Regions from separate parts of the Homo sapiens genome. Here region 1 is linked to region 2. Evidence: read pairs that join two places in POLR2A ChIA-PET (ENCODE). Cell type or tissue: MCF 10A. All regions are shown on one strand.

Region 1 (8,000 bases), 530 kb after region 2:
TTATATCTGCAGTATACCATTGCTTTCCCAAGTCGCTGTGTCTGTGATGTGAGAGTGTCACAGACAACACAGTCTTGTTACAGAGTGTCTTTTCTGGCAATTTCAAGAAGGCACCAGCAAGGACTGAGAAGCACACAGTCTCTCCTCTTCTCTCTCTCTCAATCTCTCTCTCTCTTTTATTACAGTTTGGGTTAAATATAATACACTGGAGCCTTGCTATAACAACCAGTCTTTGCCACCAGCCACATAATTTATTTATGTACCTAGAAATATTCCTGTAAAATATCTATGTACTATAGATGGATAGATAAATGGTAACTGATAGCTGAAAGAAAAATAGTCTAGACCTCAGAGGAATCTAATAATTCAAACTTACTACAGACAGCCTGAAGATAGTTAACATACATAGTATTGATTATGTCAAGATTTAGTACTCTGGAAAAACCTCATAAAACACAACATTTTGCTATCACAGGGGTTTGAGAGACAGAGGCAATTAAAATGCAAGAAACACCGGTCTTGTTCATATGGAATTTTACAAATATTTCCAGGAATAATTTCATTGTCTCCCAAGAATAGATGTTTGGTTACAAATCTATCTTCTGAAAAACCAAAGAACACCTTTTGTTCATTAAAAAACAAAACAAAACGAAAAAAAAGGTGTCCCCTGAGAGCAGTATGCTCAGGGCTTACCCCCTCTGGTGTTTATGTTATAGCCCAAATGCATTCCCATTGAAGAAGGTGTCAGCTGTCATGCCATGTGACACCTCTAACTGAAAGGGTGCTTTGGCATTTCTGTAGACAAATTGTTCGTACACAGAAAGACGGGATGTTACTGTGAAGCATGATGATTATAAATGGACACCACACATTCTATCAGTTTTTCGCTGCTTATTTCTCCTTACTCTATTCTGTACCTAGGTGATCTCACTTTTTTCCAACTCTTCAAATATTGCTGATCTGCTACAGCTTCCAAAGTTACAGCTTTATCCTTGATTGTTTCTCTCTTGAGCCCCCTAGAATTTCAAGGCTTCCAGAGAATACTCCATTTGGGTGTCCTGATGGCATGACAAATTAAATTTTTAGAAGACAAATTCCTCCTCCTCCTCGTCCTTCCTGTACTCCATCCCCAACTCCTCCATTAGGTAATTCATGTTCAGAAATTACTCTTCCACTCCCTGCCTCATTGCTTTCAATGAATCAGCCTGGCTGCCCTGCAGACTTGCGTATGCATGGAAGAAGTTGATGGGATGGTCAGAATTGACTCAAGATATGAGATCTCACCCTACAGCTCTCACACAGTTTTTTTTACAACCTCCTCTCTGCTTGAAAAGCTCTCTGCCCATGCCTTTATCACAGATCTTAGCTCATCAATGTGTAACTAGTTGATTTATGTCTCTCCATTTTTGGTATTTGAACACCTCAAGGGTACAGAAAATGTAATCCAGATTTTTAGAGTATGTTTCTGAATAGGCTCCACTTAATTCATTTGGAAAATAGTCATTAAGCATCTACTGTGTGCTATGTGCTAAAGATACAATTGTAAAGATGACAGAACTGTCCCTCAAGCAGCTAGGGACCACAGACCAGAAGGGCAAAATGCTGTTATAGTGTAAGTTCAGACACCATATATAAAAGCACATGCAAAAGTGTTTAATCACCAGGAAGACAGAATGAAAAACAAGGCAGAGACTAAGGAGAGACAAGCTAAGTGCTTAAAGCACGACATTTAAGGAGACATAAACTCTTAGAGCCATGCAAGTGTAGGGTGAGCACCTGAGATGAGCACATCCTTAAATCTTGTTTCCTAGGCACCTCATCCTAGCCCTGGCCCTGATGGAAAACTTATAACTTGCCCATATATACTAAGAGTCATTTGTAAAACTATCCCAGTGAAGATTGGTAGAGCCTTAGGGACCAGGATCCTCTCTAATGGGAAATTAAATACTTTATGGGATGTGAACAGACTCTCTTTTATTAAAGGGAGCACTTGGGAGATTAAGCATAATTACTTTAGATAGGTTGGTAAGTAAAACCACCACAAATCCAAGAATGATAAAAATTAGAGTAAAACATGTGCTTACACAGTTCCAGTAAGGGTACACATTTGAAAGAGAGATGGTATAGAATAGTGGTTAGGGCAACGGCCTGTAGTGCTCTTTTACTAGCTACCTTTCTATTCCTTAGCAGTTTCCTCATCTGGAAAATGGCAATAATAACTCCCTATTTTATAGGTTTGCTGCAGAGATCAATTAATTAAATTTTATAGGATTGTGGCAAAGAGTTAATCTATGTAAAGAGCTTAGAAAAGTGCCAGGCACACTGTGAACATCCAATGAATGTTAACTTGTCTTATTATTCTTTCATTCCTCTAACTCTTCTTAGTGTGTACTCCTATAAAGAACAATAGTTAGAATTTTAAGGACTCTTGATTTGCTATCTGAGGGCATCTTGAGGAATTAGGTGAGATATTTATACAACTGCCCTCAGGATATCCTGCAAAGATACCTTCAACTAGCATGTTTCTCAGTTATCCTCTTCTCCTTTCTCAACCTTCCATTCTGGAGTTTCCTATCATAATGAATGACAATAAGATTTATTTGTTTTTATTTACATTACCCAGTTTTAATCCTCTACTTTGCAACTGGTATCTATTTATTATATGTGTGTGCATATGTGTGTATGTGTGAGTGTGTTTAGCAATTTGCCTCTCAATGAAAATGTAAACTCCCATGAGGTCACAGTCTTGTTCGTGCTGTATTGCCTACACTTAGTACAACAGCAGGCACTCAAATATTTTTAAACAAATGATCAAATGAGTTCATGAATTTTCAACTTCTCTCATTCCTTGCCTCTTACTCTACATTAACTGATATAAATCCTGTCAATTCAATCTCCTGAATATCATTCACACTTGGTTCTGTCCACACCACCACCACTGTATCTCAAGCCATCATCATCTTCCACCGGTATTACTAGAACGATATATTGCCTGTTCCCCTTCCTCAAGTCTCCCATTTCTCCAAAACAGTCTTCTTAGTGCAATCTGAGTGCTGTAGTGCTCTTACTAACATGAAAATCAACCACATTCTTCCACTGCTTACAGCACTTCAAAGCAATCCAAAAAGCTCGTGTGCTGGATTATTCTATTTGTATAATATTCTAAAAATAAATTACAAAACTAAAAAGAATGAGAACAGATTTAGTGGATTCCAGAGGACAGAGATGGGGTGGTGCAACTGAAAGGGAGCAACCTAAAAGATTTCCTTCATGGTAATGAAATAGTTCTGCATCTTGATTGATTAGTGGTCCCATGGATGTATACATGGAATCAAATTTCATAGAACTGCAAACACACACACACACACACACACACACACACACACACACACACCATTAGTGATTTAAAAACAGGTCAAATAAGATCTATAGTCTAGTTAACAGCATTGTATCGATGTCAGTTTCCTGGTTTTGATATTGTGCTATAGTTACATGGGATGTCACCATTGGAGGAAGCTGGGTGAAGTTTATGGCCTCTGTGCACTATTTTTGCAATATCCTATAATTTTCTTTAATTCTAAAAAAAAAAATTTCAAAGAATCATCATTGCCCTTAAGGAAAAACAAATCCAGCCGCATCATCCTGATTCACAAGACTGAAGAGCCTGACCTCAGATTGCATCTAAAGCTTCATTGTTTGCCACTCATGTGATTTGGTTGTAAGTGGGCCAGTGAATCCTAATTCATTTTATCCTGTTGTTTTATTCATTTAAAGATCTAAAATAGTTTTAAATGAATATTTAAAAACAAAAATAAATACCATGCCTTATATTCTTGGTGGATGCATCATCAGTTAGCTATCATAGCATAACAAACTACCCAAAACTCAGAATCTTAAAAGAACAGTCTTATATTATCACTCAGGTCATTGTGTCACCTGGGCTCGCTTATGCATCTATGGTCAGCTGTGGATCACTCTTTGCTAGCCACTGTTCAGCTAGCTATAGGCATTTCTAAAATGGCCTTAGCTGAAACAACTAAGCCCTTCCACATGGTGTCTAATCCTCGGCAGACTATTCACACAGCTGTAGCAAGGTTCCAAGAGAAGAAGGAAGTGCTCGAAGCCAGAATGGTGTGTGGTCACTTTCACCAAGTTCTTTGGCCAAAGTATGTTAAAAAGCCAATCTGTATTCAGGAGGTAGAAAAATGGAAGCCATCTCTTGGGAGGAACCACAAAATCACATTGCAAAAGATGTGGACACAGTGTGAAAAATTGGGGCAACAACTACTAAAATCCTCTAAGTCATCAAAACGTGAATAATGTACTTCCCACTATAATACAAAATGCTAAGGTTCTGAATGAAATCACAAACGTATTTCTAACCTGAATTCAATATATTGAAAGACTGCATGATAAGGAGCAATGGAAAATTACCATCATTTACAGACAAATAAATGTTCTTCATCCTGCTAAGCTTCCGCACTTGGCAAATCTTTAAAAATCTGGTGCTTTCTTCCTTCAGCCCTCTTCTAGATTTAGTTTCTTTTTTATTTCTTGTTCAGTTTCAGTCTTACTGAAGCAGCTTAGCATTCAATCTGCAGCCACCTACTCCCAGGGAGAGCCATTGTTTAATATTAATGTTCACCTAAATTGAAGCAACGCCCTGCTGCCTTCACAGCCATTCAAGGAGAAATTCTCACCCTCAGAGAGAGGTAGGTAAGGATGACGTTGCTGCCCTCATTTTGTCCTTAGGGTGCAGCAGACCGAAGAGGGAACTGCCAGATGGAGGTGGGGAATTTGATTCTGCTGCCTGAGTCAATGTGAATTGCAAAACTCTAATCATCTGTGTGGGCAGGAAGTCACCTAGGCACTTCAGCTGGTGGGCGCCCATGTGAAAGGGAGATAATTATCAATGTCACTTCTAAGACACGAAGGTCCTATGGAAAGAAATAGATTCTACTAGCATATTGCACGGAGCCTATTGAAGTGCAGACAGTGATTTGTAAAATGTTATGGGAGCAGTAGAGCAGGCTTAAATGAAATTCAGCGGCAGGCAATTAGTTGATAAAATAACTATTTTCTTGTGCTTTGGACTCTATGAAGTAACATGACTTTAAATTTTGGATGACAAGTCATTTCTGTGTATTAAAATGAAAATGCTACTTTTCCCAAGTAGCATTTACTCTGTGAACTTCTTTATATCAATGTTACAGGTAAAGAGAGAAAAAGAATAAAGTGTGCCTGCTTGCTTACCCGCCTGACACAATGTTCTGGGAAAGGAAACAATGTTCTCTCCCTAAAAAGTCTCTTTCCAGGATCAACTTCAGCTGCAAATAAAGTAAGAAAAATTGTGGATTATATAAAGTCAAGTCTACTAGGACTAACGTTTGTCTTTGTTCCCATCTATATTCTTCAATGGTAATTTTTTTTTCATCTTGACTAAAGATAGACTTGCGGCAACTAGCACAGTTTTCATTATCTATACAATCATCAAAGCTATCAATACTGCTATATTTAAGCATATCAAAAATTTATTTATGTGGAAAACAGAAGCCATATTTTACCTTGGTATCTAGATCTCTTTTGGTAGAGGAAGAAGGTGCATTTTTTCATATCTTGATAAGATTTCAATACTCAAATCGTGATAAAATCTCAACTACTACTCTTATACTTCCAAGCGTTAGTACATAAGTATTATACAAAATGCCAGGAACTCAGTAAATGGAGACATTATACAAATAAATGGATTTAGGATTATGGACTGCTTCTCAGTGTTTTGTTAGGCTTGACACATGACAGACACACCGGATTGTTCAAAGAAGGGCAGGATGTAATTTATGGGCCAGCCTATGTTGTGGCATATGGACATCTTGTTCCTGTTAAATGAGTCAAGCTAGACACAAAAATCTCTTGTAAATATGCATGGGTGATGCAGCTCCTGATAAATAGTTCAACAGGATCTGAGGCAGTTTATTACCCTAAACTCTTATACTTCCAAGCGTTAGTACATAGGTATCATACAAAATGCCAGGAACTCAGTAAATGGAGACATTATACAAATAAATGGATTTAGGATTATGGACTGCTTCTCAGTGTTTAGTTAGTCCAACAGGATCTGAGGCAGTTTAGGGTAATAAATTTCCTCAGATCCTGTTGGACTATTTACTGGGAGCTAGGGTAATACAATTGCACAAAAACAGCTCTATATATCATAGCAAATATCAGTAGTTTATAATTTTCAAAGCATTTTTTATTAAGGTAGAAAATCTTTGCAATAGCCCAATGAGGTAGATGATGAGTTAATTGTAGGTACCTGAGGTTCAAAAGATTGAGGTTGCCCCTGCCAGACCCCTCAGTTTGCAAATAAGTGGTTAAGCCATGATCCCAAACTTGGTTTTCTTTCCAAATTTAGTTTTCTTTCTACTGATATCATCCTGGTAAAATAAGAAAAACAAAATTCAGCCCTTCCCTCCCCACCCACAACCCTCTAAGAAGCAGTTGAAAATTTAAAATGGTATTAAAATTAAATGGAATTGACTGGGTTAAAAGGCAAAGTTCATTGTAACAGAAATGTTTGCCTAGTTATTTTTATTTTTATTTTTATTTTGAGACGGAGTCTCGCTCTGTCGCCCAGGCTGGAGTGCAGTGGCGCGATCTTGGCTCACTGCAAGCTCCGCCTCCTGGGTTCACGCCATTCTCCTGCCTCAGCCTCCCGAGTAGCTGTGACTACAGGCGCCCGCCACCACACCTGACTAATTTTTTGTATTTTTCATAGAGATGGGGTTTCACCGTATTAGCCAGGATGGTCTCGATCTCCTGACCTCGTGATCTGCCCACCTCGGCCTCCCAAAGTGCTGGGATTACAGGCGTGAGCCACCACGCCCGGCCTGTCTAGTTATTTTTAATTGTCACTAACATCCTTTGAGGCAAGGAGGATAAGGAATATGTCCCACATGACAAGGGAGGAAACAGTCCTGCTGGTGAAGCACTGTGACACTTTGGCGACTTTGACGCCACTCTGCTCTTCTTGCCAATTCAGGACTAGGAGGCATCCTATCCTGCCTTTCACCATAGAGCAAACCCCAGAGAGTGCTGGGGTGAATTTCTCTGGAAATGAGATCCCAGGACTGTGTTGTATAGGTTGTAACTCTGAAAGTGATACGTGCTGCCTAAAAGGGCCAGCTTTCAACTCTCCACTTCTAAAAATACTCCTCCTAATAGAGAAATTTAACTGAAGTCCAAACCTTCCATTCCACAATGAAAGAACCTGCAGCTAATAGCTCGCTGGAGTTCATTTACCCATTGAGGTTGAGTTTCTGGCACTTTCTAGAGCTCTTTGGGTATAGGCATCTCTCCCATGTCTCACAGATTTGGGTGGAGATAAAGTGAAATAGTCAAGTGCCTGACTTTATATACCAAGATTAGGTACCCCATAAGTGTTTACTCCCTTCTCTTCCGATTCCACTCAACTGTTCCTTGCTACTCCTCTCTTGAAAATACTCTCTAGCCTGGGGGCCACTCACTGATACCTAAACTCTTCAGGAACATACCTCATAGCCTTTGCCCATGCTGGTCGATACACCTGCAATGTCCTTCTTCCTGCCTCTGCTTGGAAATGTAAGTCCTGTCTCTCACATTCTGTATGAAGTTTTTAGAAGCTTCTCCCATTATAAGCACAAACCCCCAGCCCCTAGCCTTCCTCCACTGGTCACATCCTGAGAGAAGTGCATCGTGTTGGTTAATCACATATCCGCCTGTAAAGAAGTTCTGAGCTCAATAAGTATTTATTGGATTAAATTTAGGCGAAGTCATCAAGTAGGCTAAGAGTTACCTGAGGAGAGAAAGACAAAACAAGGGAATGGTGGAAAAAACAAAAAAAAAAATTTAATCTACTTAAACCATTGTCTTGAGCCATGTCTAAATGCATATTTGGACCCATTTTCATAAATTTCTATAAAGTCCTTGTTTCCATGACAGAGTGAAATAGCCACACACAGTAA
Region 2 (8,000 bases):
ATCCTCCTACCTACATGTCTTCATTCACTCCCCTTACCCTGCTCCTTGTAATCCCTGTATTATTTTCTATCTCTATATATTTATTTTTTTTTTAGATTTCACGTATAAGTGAGATCATGCAATATTTTCATTTTTTTTGGCTTATTTCACTTGGCACAGTGTCCTCCAGGCTCATCCATATTGTGGTAAATGACAAGATCTCATTCTTCCTTTAGGGTGGAATCATATTCTATTATATATATGTACCACAGTTTTTTTATCCATTTGTCCAATGATGGACACAGGATTTTTCCTTATCTTGGCTATTGTTAGTAATGCTACAATGAACATGAGTGCAGGTATCTTTATGATGTATTGACTTCATTCCCTTTGGGTATAAATGCAGAAGATGGAATTACTGGGTCACATGTTAATTCTGTTTTTATTTTATTTTATTTTTTTAGAAATCACCATACTGTTTTCTATAATGGTGGCACCAATATATATTCCCACCAACAGTGCACAAGCATTCCCTTTCTCCACGTCCTTGTCAATATTTATCTTTTAACTTTTTGATAATAGTCATCCTAACAGTTGTGCAGTGGCATCATGAGTGGTTTTGATGTGTATTTCCCTGATGACTAATGATGTTGAGCACCATTTTATATATCTGTCAGCCATTTTTATGTCTTCTATGGAGGAATGTTTATTCAGGTCTTTTGCCTATATTTTATTTGAACTATTTGTCCACTATTTTTAATATTTTTCACTATTAAGTTGTATGAGTTTTTTAAATTGGATATTAATCCCTTACCTCCCTTGGTTTCCAAATATTTTTCCCAATTTATAGACTGATGTTTCCATTTGTTAATTATTTCCTTTATTGTGTAGAAGCTTTTGTTGTTTGACATGGGACCATTTGTTTACTTTTGTATTTGTGGCCTGAGTGTAATATCAAAAGAAAAATTATTGCCAAGGCCAATGTTCAGAAGCTATTTCTCTATGTTCTCTTCTAGGAGTTATATAGTTTCTGGTCTACCATGCAGGTCTTTAATCCATTTTGAATTGATTTTTGAGTATGGTGTAAGGGTCCAATCTCATTGTTTGTATGTAGAAATCTAGTTTTCCCAGAACCATTTGTTGAAGAAACTCTCCTTTCTATGTTGTGTCCTTTTGGTGACCTTGTTAAAAATCCATTGACTGTATATGCTTGGATTTATTTCTTGGCTTTCTATCTTCTATGCATCTGTTTTCATGCCAGCATCATACTGTTTTGCTTATTATAGCTTTATAATATAATTTTAAATGAAGTGTGATGCCTCCTACTTTGTTTTTCTTAGATTGCTTCATTTAAATCAGTGCTATGTAAAATTGTTCTGCTATGAAATAACACACATAATTTGTTTGTTCATCAGTTTATTCACTCATTCAACAAATATACATAAATTTTTCTCCAATCCATCCTTCCTTCTTTCCTTCCTTCCTTCCTTCCTTCCATCTTTCCTTCCTTTCCCAATTCTAGTTGTTCTCATCAAACCCTTGCTCCTCTAATTAGGATATTTTAGTGGGCTTAATATATAATAGTTATTTCCTATCCCTTCAGGTTTAGAACCAATGGAGAGAGAATCACAGAAGTTGGGCAAATGAGCATCAAATTACCCACTTTATAAAGTTCTCTGAAGAATATAACTTGCAATATGCTCATGCTTTACTCCAGAATTCAATTTACTTACCCAGTCATAGTCTGAACTAGAAAACCATCAGTTTTTCCAGCAGAAAACGTAAGGCACAGAGGAATAGAGTAAGTGTGCTTCTGGGGATCAAGCTCATGTCCAAACAGGAATGAGCTTGTAGAACAAGCTTATCCAACCCTCGGCTTGTGGGCCGCATGTGGCTCAGGTTTTGAATGCAGCCCAACTCAAATTTGTAAACTTTCTTAAAACATTATGGGATATTTTTCGATTTTTTTTTTTTTTTTTGCTCAAGAGCTATTACTAATGTTAGTGTATTTTATGTGTGGCCTAAGACGATTCTTCTTCCAGTGTGCCCCAAGGAAGCCAAAAGATTGGACACCCCTGGAAACTCATCAGTCAGAGGAGATGTGAGTGAGAGGCCTCAAGTGACCCTTTCTGGAAATTCTTCCATATGAAAACATGGGAGGAGGGAGGTGAGTGTTCTATCCTGATGCCTATGAGTTATGAAGAAAGAGAAGGATTTTAACAATCTCTTTAACAAATCTTCTCATTTAATGGAATAGGAAAAGAGGGGGAATAAATTGCTCAAACTCTCACAATGAGATAGGGGTAAAACCAGGACTAGATGCCAATTTTTATGGATGTCAGCCCAACGATATTCCATAAAGTATTTGGCAATCTGGCAAAACTCAATCTGCATTTTAAAAATATAGCCAAAATTTGGGATTAGCAAAAATGTGGTGTTTTTTTTTTTGGTCAGGACACTGTTTTTTAAAATTAACAATGATTATTTTTCATACTCATGGTTTACATTTAAAGTGTTTACATTTAAAGGGTGAATAATTTTTTTGTCCTGTTTTGCAGAGAAGAAATCTATTTTATAAGGAACTTCCATTTGTATTATTTCAGATTACAATGCATTAGGATTAATATAGTTGAAACTTGGCCTGAGAAGAAAGAGGGGAGGCTAAATGCCAAGAGCTAAATTCCACAGCTATGACCATTTTCGTGAGCTGATTCACTCCTGTTTGTACTTTGGAGGAAGAAGCTTGGAATACAGAGAAGCATGCAGGCAGCAACCCAGGTTAACTGCTTTGAAGAACTCACAGTATAGTGAAGAAATTGGCTAAAATACCCTATAATTTTTATGTAATGATTTTGCATTACACTAGGAAGAGAAAGGCAGTTTTGCAAAATTTCTTTGTTAGGAGAGGAGGAGGGTGTGGTGCAGTAAAAAGAAGGACAGAGGCAATGCTTATTGTTTATGGTTGCTTGTCATTTCATAGGTTTCCTATGTAGGAACCACATGTGCAAAAATGGCAAAAGAAAGAGAGGAGCAAGAGATCCGCTTATGATAATCCAACAAAACGATAACTGGAACAGAAAAGAAAACGACGGCCAATCAAACCCCTGAGTGACTCCACATTGTCTTTAATTCTCCTCTAATCAAAGAGCAGCACACAGTTGTGAGAGGTGGTCCGAGCCGGGGAGATTATGCAGAGAGTGACTCCATTCAGAGAAATTTTGGCATGATTCCTAACCTCTTAGCCTGAGGGAGAATTTCTTAAATTTTATTTGTGGTTCTCACCTGAGAGAATTGATGCCTTCAAGAGAGCACCAGACAGAGGCTAAACAGACATGCAATAAAATTATCCTCCTTGGATGGGTCAGGAGCTGGCTGATAACTTACTCTAAGCCTACATCAATCAGGGAGCAGCAGGGGCATCCACAGTCAAGGAGAGCTGAAGGTGGCAGGGCGTACAGCCGCAGATCATCTTAAATAAAGATATAGAAGGCAGACTCTCATAAAAGAAACCATAAATGAAACAATGAATAACGACTTCTGTTTATCATTCTCTATTGTTTGCAACTTTCACAATAAGCGTGTATTGTTTTCTTAAATAAATAGCAAACAATAAACTCATATTGATATGGCATCAATTTTCACTGAATACCCTAAGAGGAAGCCATGTTTTTCCTGCGTTTTGTAAAGCTTACAGGTGGATTTCTTTTTTCTTTTCTTAAAAAGAGTACATTCGGACTGATCAGTGAGTTCATGCATCTGGGTAAATGGATAAGCAAATATTAAATTTGACATCACTGTTTTCATTATTACTCATTTCAGAAATTCAGGTTTATAAAATGCATTCTAGCTGAGTTTTAAAAAGATCAGACTATCTTGTGGTCATTGAAATTTATGGAACTCTGTCTAATACCCTCAACTGGATTAGATTTTAGCTCTACAAACAGCCTTATTTCTTAAGAGCTAGGACCTGAAATTAAATTATAAATTGATACTATCAATAGCAGAAATGTTATCTTGAGCCTGGAAGGCCAGAAGGCTGATTGAATCTCATTCATCACAGATGCACTTTGCTAGTGATGGCTGTGTTTGGGCACAAGGGTGTGTTTATGTGTTATAACCAGTGGGTTGGTTAGCTGAGCTGGTTAGCACACAGTGCAAATGGGTGCAGCAGGAAATGCTCTATGGCTCCTTAAGCCAGTTTCCTTTGCTTTGCTTAGTGATGATTAATGGTGATCCAGATCCTACATGGTGGTTTCATTTCCCACTGATGAGCCCAATAATAGAACCAACTTTACGCATGAAAAACTTAAAGCTATTTTTTAATAGATTCAAGGAGGTACAAAATCTAATAAAAGTCAAATAGATCAATGCTTCAATGTGCTTATAGGCCTTTTTTAAGTTCCCACAGAGAACTTTCCATGTTCACTGTCTCATTTTTACAAAACTCTATGCCTTGTTCCATTTGAATCACAAATAGTGACATCCTTGAACTAGACCTAAAATGACTGTCAACTAAAACCCAACCATTTACAGAATAGTCCATGGCCCTAATGAGGGAGCCTACCGTGAGAGCTGGGCTCAAAAATTAAGTAGCAAATCTGATAAGATCTTCTCTTTTAGGGGATTTTAAGTATAAAATACACGGAGAGGGACACAATCACATGGGTGATGCACAAGAGAAGGTAGCAAGAAGAAGGAATAATCCAGTAGAAATTATGAGGTAGCAGATGTTACGAACAAGGAAGAATTGTGTGGCAGATTGCAGAGTAGAGAATATTTCATCAGGAGCAGCCAGAACAACAGCAGGAAGGTGCAACGGAGAGTAGCTGGATAACCATGCTGAGTAATGCATAAAGGAAGTCTTTACGGCCATGTTATAAAGTGAATGGCATTTCTCTTCTCCACTATGCCCAACTTTGTTAATGTGGAAGGATGCTGAAACTTATTCTATACTCTTGGAAGCCTGGCTATGCAGCTGTTTCCAATCTCTTTTACTTCTTTGTGCACCCCTTATAATAAAACTCTATCAGTTGAGGTTTTCTGAGGGCAAATTTGTGCTTGCTACCTGAAGGGTCTTAATATGCAAACATTACTGTATTTGCAGGAAAGAAAGTATTTTATTGCCCTAGAAGTTAGTTTTTTATTTTTATAGATTTAGGGTTACAAATGTTGTTGTGTTACATGGTGTATTGCATAGTGCTGAAATCTGAACTTTTAGTGTACCCACCACCTGAATAGTGTGCATTGTATCCATAAGAAGTCTTTCAACACTTACCCCTGTACCCCTGCAACTCTACTATATTTTGGAGTCTCCAATGTCTCTCTCTCTATCTCTCTCTTTTTTTGGAGACAGATTCTTGCTCTGTTGCCCACGCTGGAGTGCAGCAGTGTGATCTTGGCTCACTGCAACCTCTGCCTCCCAGGTTCAAATGATTCTCCTGCCTCAGTCTCCCAAGTAGCTGGGACTACAGGCATGCACCACCACGCCAGGCTAATTTTGTATTTTTAGTAGAGACAGGATTTTACCATGTTGGCCAGGTTGGTCTCAAATTCCTGACCTCAGGTGATGTGCCTGCCTTGGCCTCCCCAAGTGCTGGGATTACAGGTGTGAGCCACTGTGCCTGGCCCCTCCAATGTCTTTTATTCCACTCTGTATGTCTATGTGTACACATTGTTTAGCTCCCACTTATAAGTGGGAGCATGTGCCTTTTGACTTTCTCTTTCTGGGTCACTTCACTTAGGAAAATGGCTGGAATTAATTAACCTAAGTGGATAATTGGAATATTACATAACTGATAATATTTGATCGTGGCTCTATAGGTGGTATTTAGGAGAAATTTAATAAAGAAATAAGTACACATTCAAATAGTGCTGGGACAATCAATGTGTAGAAGTGCTTGAGATAAAGATACTACCTAGTTTACTGATTATGTCTCTATATTTTCTTATTGGAAAGATATTAGAAATCAAAGCAAGTTATTATGTCAGTCCGAGGTGTGGAGGTTGATAAAAGCCTTCCACGTGTTTGTCACTTGAAGGCTACATTTAGGTATAATGGAACTCAATTAAAACAAACCTGGCTTTATACTCAAAAATCAATTTTGCATATCATGTTTTATATATTTGATTCTGTATCTATAGGAAGGTTAGAATTTGACATTAATTCATAAACTAGAAGGGCACATAAAAGAATAATGTGGTGAGAAGCCCTTACCACTCATAACTATGAGATGAATGGAGGATAAAAAATAACATCCTAACTTAAAAAATTAAACAAGTTTCTTTTTACAGGATAAATGAAACATTAATAAATGCTATGATTGTGTTAATTTGAAAATAACATTTTTGTGACAGGGTTTTGTTCTGTTGCCCAGGCTAGAGTGCAGCAATCATAGCTCACTTGAACTCCTGGCCTCAAGCAATACTTTTGCCTCAGTCTCCCAAAATGCTGGAATCATAGGGGTGAACTACTGTGCCTAGCCTGAAAATAACATTTCTTTGGTTAATTGCTGTTTCAACTAAAAACTGAGACATAGGATGAATGGTTCTTTGTCTTAGCTGGGTTGGCTGTGGATGGAGTTTTGCAGAGTCAGTTAAAATATCCAGACAGGGACAGCAATGGCATTGGCAGAATCAGTTAAAACAGTAGCAGTGAAGGACAGAGAGGCACATGTGGTGTCCATTGCCATTTGCATTGGGAATAGACCCTGATGTAAGATTAGCAGCAGCATCAATAGCCTCAGAAAAATAGCTGTCAACTATAGAAGGAGCATCAGGATCTACTCCGAAGGCAGAGAGGGATTACTTCACCTGACAGTACATCTGCACTTAAAAGGTCAAAAACAACCTCTGTTGTTGAGAGTACTAGTGGTTCTAGGGGGAATGAAGTCTCAGTAACACACACTGTGGGGTGTGTGTGGATGGGTGGAGGGGGCCTTAGGGAGGACGAGGAGAGAGGAAGGGAGTAAGGAGGAACAATGCAAATATCTGTGCTGATAACCCAAGACCTTGAATTATCCCCGCTCAATTTAACTGGAGGATGGGAAGAGATTATAGAAGCAAACATAACATGGAAAGAAAACATAACTAGATTTTCTTTCTCTTCTCCCTTTTCCTTCCTTCCTTCCTTTACTCCATCTCTTTGTCTTTCTATTCTAAACATTTTTAAACTTTTTATTTTGAAGCAATTTTACACTTACAAAAATGTTATAAAAATAATACTTGTAATGTTCCTATACCTCTCCTTTACTGTTAACATCATATAATTAAAGTATAGTTATCCAAACCAGGAAGTTAATGTTGATGCAATATCACTAAGTAGTCTACAGGTTGTATTTGAATTACGCCAATTGCCCCACTAGTGTATTTTTCATGGTTCTAGGTTCAACCTAGGATCTCACATTGCATTTAGGTGGCATGTATCCTTAGCCCCAAATCTGGTGACTTTTGTGACTCTTCTTATTTGTGTCTCATGAACCTTTCAGTTCTGAAGACTACTGGTTAGTTATTTCATTTGATTTGATTAGAATTGAAGTTATGCATTTTTGACAACAATGTAACAGTAGTGATGTTGGACCCTTCCCAGTGTGTCATATTTAAAGGTACAAGGTTTTGGTGTGTCTTATTACTGGTGATGTTAACTTTAATCATTTGGTTTAGGTGGCATCTGCCAGGTTTCTCCACTGTGAAGTTACAATTTTCTCCTTTAAATTAATAAGCACCTTGTGGGAAGATAATTTGAGACTCTACAAATATCCTGTTCATCATGATACATTTACCATCTAATTTTAGCATCCAAGGATGATTCTTACCTATAACAATGATTACTGTGGTATTTGACAAATGATGATTTTTCTGTTTTCATTGTCCTGTTTTTATTAATTGAAATACTCCTGTAAAGAAGACTTTCTCTCCCATTTATTTATTTATATGGATTTGCTTTTATCTCCAACCAAACTCTCCCCTCAATTCAAATTAATACCTCCCCTAGGCCGTGTCACCTTTTCTTTCCTGGGGGCCTG

What was found. Peaks named below come from ENCODE experiments on the same cell type or tissue, not always from the same donor. Only the 100,000 strongest peaks of a DNase experiment are listed, where the experiment ranks them.
Region 1: POLR2A ChIA-PET joins it to region 2 with 5 read pairs; 2 of 35 experiments call an interaction of 5 or more read pairs at or near these places.

What each region holds. Positions count from the first base shown.
Region 1 is chr13:74,974,015-74,982,014 of GRCh38, forward strand. No RefSeq gene overlaps it. Among named protein-coding and RNA genes, the nearest start is that of LINC01078, 260 kb to the right of the region's middle. In MCF 10A, no CTCF peak of the experiment used is centred here; no DNase peak of the experiment used is centred here.
Region 2 is chr13:74,441,139-74,449,138 of GRCh38, forward strand. No RefSeq gene overlaps it. Among named protein-coding and RNA genes, the nearest start is that of LINC00381, 26 kb to the left of the region's middle. In MCF 10A, no CTCF peak of the experiment used is centred here; DNase peaks (open chromatin) are centred at 2,693 and 3,213.